Linked DNA regions of Homo sapiens: all the other regions are linked to region 2. The links are chromatin loops, found by intact Hi-C in ENCODE. Cell type or tissue: PC-3. All regions are shown on one strand.

The links. Hi-C counts contacts between places; a loop is a spot of excess contacts. Peaks named below come from ENCODE experiments on the same cell type or tissue, not always from the same donor. Only the 100,000 strongest peaks of a DNase experiment are listed, where the experiment ranks them.
Region 1: a loop joins it to region 2, with 4 times the contacts of the local background. A loop is called at or near these places in 15 of 110 quality-filtered maps.
Region 3: it touches region 2 in a loop (5-fold over the local background); 20 of 110 quality-filtered maps call a loop at or near these places.

Annotation. Positions count from the first base shown.
Region 1 is chr10:33,251,867-33,254,366 of GRCh38, reverse strand. It overlaps NRP1 (neuropilin 1), which reads left to right. Exons shown (of 17, transcript NM_003873.7): 6 at 173-339. Among named protein-coding and RNA genes, the nearest start is that of NRP1, 82 kb to the left of the region's middle. In PC-3, no CTCF peak of the experiment used is centred here; a DNase peak (open chromatin) is centred at 1,366; H3K4me3 peaks cover 1,156 bases; H3K27ac peaks cover 2,500 bases.
Region 2 is chr10:33,192,097-33,194,596 of GRCh38, reverse strand. NRP1 (neuropilin 1) reads left to right here. Exons shown (of 17, transcript NM_003873.7): 13 at 2,179-2,316. Among named protein-coding and RNA genes, the nearest start is that of IATPR, 77 kb to the right of the region's middle. In PC-3, no CTCF peak of the experiment used is centred here; DNase peaks (open chromatin) are centred at 306 and 1,066; H3K4me3 peaks cover 457 bases; H3K27ac peaks cover 2,432 bases.
Region 3 is chr10:33,272,468-33,274,967 of GRCh38, reverse strand. All of the region lies in intron 2 of NRP1 (neuropilin 1), which reads left to right. Among named protein-coding and RNA genes, the nearest start is that of NRP1, 61 kb to the left of the region's middle. In PC-3, no CTCF peak of the experiment used is centred here; DNase peaks (open chromatin) are centred at 437 and 1,447; H3K4me3 peaks cover 1,329 bases; H3K27ac peaks cover 2,500 bases.

The DNA.
Region 1 (2,500 bases), 60 kb before region 2:
AAATATTGCCATGAAAATCCAAGTATCAGTGCTATATTCCAATAAGTCCCTTACTACCATCTTTTTAAAGAATTTTGAATGAAAGAACTCTTTGGTGTATCAAGTTAAAAAAGAAAAATGCATCTTAAATCCCCTATATTTTGATGACTGTGGGCCCTGTTTTTCCCTTCAGATTTCAAATGTATGGAAGCTCTGGGCATGGAATCAGGAGAAATTCATTCTGACCAGATCACAGCTTCTTCCCAGTATAGCACCAACTGGTCTGCAGAGCGCTCCCGCCTGAACTACCCTGAGAATGGGTGGACTCCCGGAGAGGATTCCTACCGAGAGTGGATACAGGTATGCAGCATAAGATCAAGCCTATCTAGGATTGAATAAGTTTTTGACCATCTAGAGAGGTTGTTGAAAGAAAGTGGTACTGTGCCAAATGGCCTCCAATGAGAAGATAGGTTCACGGCCATCAGGTATAAATCACTGCAAGAGAAGATAGGTTCACGGCCATCAGGTATAAATCACTGCAAAATGAGCCCATCGCTACACGATCAGAGAAAAGCAGGCCCAAGATGACATCCCTGAAAACGCATTTATCTTCTCAGATACTTATATACTACTCTTCCGAGAATGTGACTACAAGTGTCTCACTTTGATAACAGCTCCAAGATCTGATTTTTCCCAACTACACACTGTCTGTTAATGGGCTTCCTATTTTGACATGTTTTTATTTCCTGGATGAAATATATGAATCCTGTTTATAGACGTGTATGAAATAATTGTTTCCAATAATAGGTTTCTGTTTGTTCAGGGTAGGAGAAGGGAAGGAAAGGTTGGAGTGTGTTTTTCCATGTAGGTCTATATAGCACACATCCAAGAAGGGGGTTTGGTTGAAGGCACTCTCCATTGACGAGATATCCATGTTTAGGCATGAAATGTACATATTTGTGTCTTCATTAGTGATGCTACCTCTGCTTTCCTCGCTTTGTTCTGGCATTCCCTTCCTGCTGTCACTTACATATCCCCACAGACACCTCGTCTGCCCCACATCCCCACCGCTGACCCCATTTTCCAGCCGTCTAATCTACCCCCTCTCATCGCCGGCACCACTCCTAATGCCCACTTGCCCAACCTTGATATCTGGGTATTCCCACCCAAAGGCCTGATGCTGACAGTCCTGAGTTTTTCACTCACTGTTAAATGAAACATCCATAGCTGGATCTGTGGGTTAAACTGTGGGCAAATTATACAAAAGATTATTTGCTGAAGGATCCAGGCTTCCTTTTCAGGAGAATAGTCAGATCCTGTCTTACGTTTATTGCTAGATATAAAATGACTAATTCCCAGAGAGAGTTTCTAAGCAAGAAAAAAAAAAAAAACCACAAGATGATTAATCCTCTACTTTCCACATCTATTGCTGCTTCAGTCTTTTGAGCACAAATAGCAGATTTTGTTTTACTTTGGAAAGGTCAATATTAGTTTAACATACACTTAAAGTGAAATGGCCTATTACAGGAGACTGAACTCACGCTAACCTCCAACACTGAGAAATATGTAGAGAGTGAGAAAAGATGAGACGTCTACCTTGGGATTGCTGAATCCATCTCTAGATTAAGACAGAAATGAAATGAGTTTGCCAGTGTCAAAATAGTTCTTGGTAACTTGTTTTCCCACATCCCCAAACCAACAGGCAGTTCAGTATGATTGACAGATGTGCCTCTCGGGGGAAGCTTACATTTTGCAGCACTAAGCATGTTTGCATGGTAATGAAACAGGAAAGGTCTCCTTGTGTCCCTCACAGGGCGTGCGATAGGGGTGTGGCTCGCTTCTTCAGTGCCCCGCTGCTGAAACCTCTAGGGGAGCATACAGATGGGCAGGCAGTGGGGCTTCGACCCCACGGCAGTGTCTAAGGCTGAATGTTTACAGCCGCAGCCCCAGTGGGCGCGTGTTACAGGTGCTCTTTTGCTTTGCCGTCTATAGGCGGCTTGTGTTCACCAGCTCAATTAGACCCCCTTCCTTATCACAAGGACAGAGGGATTTCTGTATCCCAGGGTTTCTTGCCTTGGTGTACGGGAAGATTCGGATCACACGTGGTCTTGGAGAATGCGTGCAAGGTTTTATTGCTGGGGGAGCCGGAAGGGAGATGGTTTTCTCCTGGACTCTTCTCCAACAGCTCCGGTCAAACTCCACGTCGTTGTGCTTGTGCCTGTTGGTGTGCTCTTCTACCGGTGGGCTCTCGACGATCAGCCACTTGTGCCTTCTTCCCCCAATGTGTTCCTCACGATATCCAGCCGCTTGTATATCTGCCCGCTAGGGTCTCGGGTTATTAAAGGCCCAGGATGGGGGCGTGGTGGGCCATGGTGGTCTTGGAAAATGCAACATTTAGGCGGGAAAGCAGGAGTACCTGTCTTCACTTTGGTCCGTGGGGGTGGAGCCCTAGCCAGGGACTCTCCTTTCTCTACCCTGCACTTCCCTTCCCCCTTCTGTACCATTTAAAGGGACCGCGCTC
Region 2 (2,500 bases):
GGAAGGACATTGGAAGGTAAAGGCAGACTGTCATTCTCTGAAGCGAGAAGTGCCTGAAACATTTTTTCAGGCAAAGCGGTTCCATGTCCTGGTCATTTCAAAAATATCCAAGTTCCTACATTTTATGGTATCATCAGAATATGAAGAGCCAAAAGAATGGATGATGTCATTTTCTGTTCTATAAACAATAAATGTAATGTATTAACAAAGTAAATACAGGCAGAACTGTGTGTGCTGGGGTGGCTTTCTTTATCCTGAATGTGCATGTTTTATAAAGTACATTTAAGGAGAAAAATCAAAACCACACACACATTAACATGTTCCAATATTAACATTTTCTAACATGAGATTATGCAACAGTACATTTCAGGGTCATGGGCGTTGGCATCCAAGGTTGCTCAATCATTCAGTCACCGTTCAGTTGACTGTACTTCATCTACATAATTCAATCTTGCTGCGGAAAAGAGTGGTAAATTTTGGAGAGGGTTTCCCATGCCTTAAGAAGTCCTATTTCATGGCTATGATAGACTAGACATGAAATATATCTCTCCGATGACACTACAGCTGTGAAATATAGCCTGTTTGCACTAAATGAAAGTACTCACATTTTACACATCACATAGCTTACTAGTTTACTTTCCCAAACTGGCTCTGTCTACCCTTTGGGAGGTCACATTATCATTGGGAGAATCCAAACTGCTCCATTTGGACAGTTTTTATGGTGGATTCCTTCCAAAATTTGACATTAGCTCTAGAAAAGGGTTCCTTATAAACTAAAAATGCAAAGTAAATCATTCTTATCTATTCAATAAATCTTCCCATTAAAATTCCTCCTGCCATTGGGGGAGGGGCCATGGAGACAAGGCTCAGAGCAGAAGGCGAGATACTTTGTTAATAAACACAAGCAAGTTAAAGAAGCTCAAAATGAGATAAGGTCTTGGCCTGACCCTAATACAGCATCTAATACCAGACTTCCCTTATTGTTCATAGGGATTCTTTTGAGGCTTATTTTTAAGTTCAACGGTCCAGATGCCCCAGGCGCCTTCCTGTTTGTTTCAATGCTGCCACCTCGTGGACTGCCTAAAGTCAGTGACAAGCCTAAAGGCCCTTCGTCACTGGAGAAAACAGCTGCATCTGCGGGCTTCGTTCTTTATAGGAGGACGAAAGGAGGGGGCAGAAGCCCGAGAATTTCATCTTTAGAATTTTTTTTATTGTTAGCTTATGTTTACCAAAACAACAGTCATACTTGGAATAAGTAGCAATGATTTCATTTTTCCCATACTTAAAAGTTAAGCTCCTTTCAAAAAGAGGCTGTGTAAAATGTCAGGCTGTGGGTTTTAAAAACACCATAGTCCAACAGCACCTTGTAGGGCACACACAAGGCAAGTCATTCCCGTGAATTCATTCACGCTGTCTTTTCAGATTCCTAAGGAAGCCTTTTGAACATTAAAAAAAAGAAAAGAGAAGTAAAAACGGGTAGCTATTGAAATGGGCTTTGGATTTAGATGACCTTACATTGAGGTTTTAAGCCGGGTGAACAATTTATATGTAAATTTAGAAATTAAAAAAGCAGAAATTTATACTTAAATTAATCGACCTTATAGAAGGCATGGAAGAAAAAAAAATAATCCTAAAATGCTTAAGAGATTCTAACCCTGACATTAAAGACCTGAAGCATGAACTGGTGAGGTGGAAATAGAGAAAACCTCCTGGGTGAGGCATTTCGCCAAGTTACTTTCCACTTTTGAGGCTTCATGGGTCAATCTCTAATTAAGATTCTTTTCATTGGTGGGTATCAACTTATATGATTTATCCTCAAGAACAGAATGGCTTTCATATTAAATACTGTGGAAATGGGGAGAGTGCAGCAAATGTAATACACGTGCTTTAGAAAATAGCCTTCCTGGAGATTTTATGTAAACCCAATTTGACAGGCAGTCCATAATCCTTTTAAAGCTGGATTTTTAAAGAAATTACTAAATGTGGTTTTGCAAACATTTTGACATCTCCATGCATCTTTTGGTTTCTTGGTAATCCTGGCTTTCCTGGAATTTTCAAACAGACATAAAGTTGTATAAATCGTGCTTTCCATGAGTGAACCAAGGGCCTTTGTGACCCTAAATGATCAAATTTGCCTTTCTTTGCTTGTCTCTTATTTTTACTTCCCACCCACTGAAGAGTTTCCAACATATGGTTTTAACTGTGAATTTGGCTGGGGCTCTCACAAGACCTTCTGCCACTGGGAACATGACAATCACGTGCAGCTCAAGTGGAGTGTGTTGACCAGCAAGACGGGACCCATTCAGGATCACACAGGTATCACAGAGTTCACTTCGGCTGCATGGCTTTGCAGATTCTCTTTGATTCCGAGGCTGTGTTACTGGGAGGGTTTCTAATGTCTGTGAATTTAGGGCGGGTAGGAATTACTACAGGCGTTCACATGTGCTATTATTTTCTAGAATTAACAATGTCTCTTTCCCTAGTAGCGAGAAGCATAGGG
Region 3 (2,500 bases), 80 kb before region 2:
AGCGATCGTTTACAGGTTGTTCAGTTTGAATAGCTATTAATGCTCGTGCAAAATAAACCAAAGAGCCACAGAAACACATTTTTGCTGGTGAAAATTGTGTTCGCCAACATCATTTCTCACTCCAGCTTATGATGTCAGGCATCATATTTCTCCATTATTAATGTACTATGCCAGTGGGGGGAGGTCCTCTTGGAAGGAGATTAAAAAGACACCACCACCTCAAATCCCCCTTCCTAATAATGTGAGAATGTCCGGAAGCCTGGGGGGTTGGTGCAGTAGCTCACAGTGTCAGACAACACCCTGTGGAGGATTAGCTTCCTTTCCATTAACCATCTCCACTGTAGAGAGTCAGGGGTCACTTGTACTCACCAGAGAAAACCTGACTTAGGCAAAGTCACTATTCATCTGTTCAGCACCACATACCTATAAAGCCTCAGAAACCGCTATTCAGTGACTGAATACATTTCTCACCTTCCCATCACTTTCCCCTTACTTGGCCATTTTCCTAAACCCATAATTCAAACTTTCCCAAAGAAAAAAAATAATCTCTAGGTAATGCTCTTAAGAATTCTTAGAAAGAAATCTTTATTCTTTGAGCACTCTTCTGGGAAACCTAACCTGTGATTACTGTTAGGACTCAAAATGTTTCACCACCTGCATCTACGTAGATAGGATGAGGAGTCTGGGGAAATAATGGAGCCAATAGGCTTTTAGCTTGAGGAGCGTGGATTCTAAAGCCAGGGACACTCATGAAAACAACCACCTGGCGGATTACACCCTAACGTTGAAACTGTGGCAAAGTACCTTTTAATTGCAAAAGGGTTTAGGCAGAGATTTATCTTTGAGTTCCTTGGCAATAAATGTTTACCCACTTTACCACTGTTACTATAGAATGGGGAAGGTTTAAGGTAGAAAATTTAAGAAAAATAATGGGAAGATGCCTAAATGAGGAGGGAGGGGTTGGTCCTTCTCTGAATATTTAAAAAATCCACAACATGTTTACATTCCGAGGGTGGTAAGTGGGGAGGGTGAGGTCTGGGGAGGGACCTTCCCCAGATGGGAGCCCCGTCTGTATGTGAGCAGAGAGAAAAAGACCCTGCATAGAACGGTGGTGCCCTTTGGACCCATTCATAGCCTCCTTGTGAACTGGAGCTTTCTTTTTCCAGAGCAGGGACCCAGACAGACAGAGGGGTCAACTCTCTGACCCCTCCTCTAGCTTTTATGAATTAAATTCCTCAGACGTAATTCCCAGCTCTCATCCAGCGGCTGGAACACAGGGAGTGAATGAGAGCCAAACAGGTGCCTTCATTCTCACCTTTGCCGGGCTGCTGTGCTGTCGTGACTGGGGATCTCGACATCCCGAGCAATGCCGTGTTTGCCACACTGGCAACAGTAACAGAGCAATCTGCAGCCGGCTTCGGGATCGAAATTTGCAAACTCAGGATCCTGGGCTTCAGGCCAATGCAGGCTGGGTGCGTTGCAGTGGTGACACGTTTAGTCTCTAGGGAGGGATGCTGGCACACCAGCTGCATTCCTGGCAGCACGCTTGCCAGTGCGAAACTTAACGAGTGGAGCTGGTATCAACTCCAGAGGGAGACTCAAGCTGCTTCCTTAACTTCTTTGGCAATACTCCCCTCTGCAACTTGTGCGCAGTACACCCTCCTGAATATTTACAGGAGCTGCTATTTGCGATACTATTTGGGGCCCTGTTGGATAGTACTTTGAAGGGAAGTGCTAAAACGATAGCAGCCTTCCAGTTTACAAATGTAACTATAGTATTCCTGAATAATTCAATTTCCTAAAATTGGCACTTAACTGTGCAATGACTTATTTCTTGCTGGGAAGGGATTCTAATCCCACCCCCCACCCCCCACTCACCACCCCACACATACTTTTAAAAATAGCTTCTACTTTTGCCAAGAGGAGCGCCTAGTATTTACTATTGGAGGATATGTGAATTAAAATACCAGCTTCTTTCCCTGTTGCAATCCACCGGCACTATATTAGCTGAGTTCTCTGCTACCTGAGAGGAACGTATCCTCAACAGAAATGCCTTAGTTTTTCAGAATGCCTCACCCACCTCTCTTATTTGTGCTTGGAAGGCAACGTGAGCTAGAATTTGGCCACTTAGTATTCAGACCATGTCAGGATTCAAGTAAAAAGCCTATATTGCAGAGCTGGATGCACCGTCGCCAGGCCAAACACAGTCAACAGTTCAAATCACAGTTAAATTATAAGAAAGCGTGGGGCGAAACATGCAAACCTGCCTTGTCAATGAAGCAGTAGAGATAAAAGGAATTACTCCATAAATGCTAGCTTGTGGGGCTTTAATGAATACAGAGATGGTGTTCTTTCCAGCTACATCCCATTGATTATAAAGGCTAGTTAGGATTTTAAACATAATGCTTTCTTCTTCCTCCTCCTCCTCCTCCTTTTCCTCCTTGCCTCCCCTCCTCCTCCTCTTTCTCCTCCTCCTCCTTCACTTTTGTCTTCTTTTAAC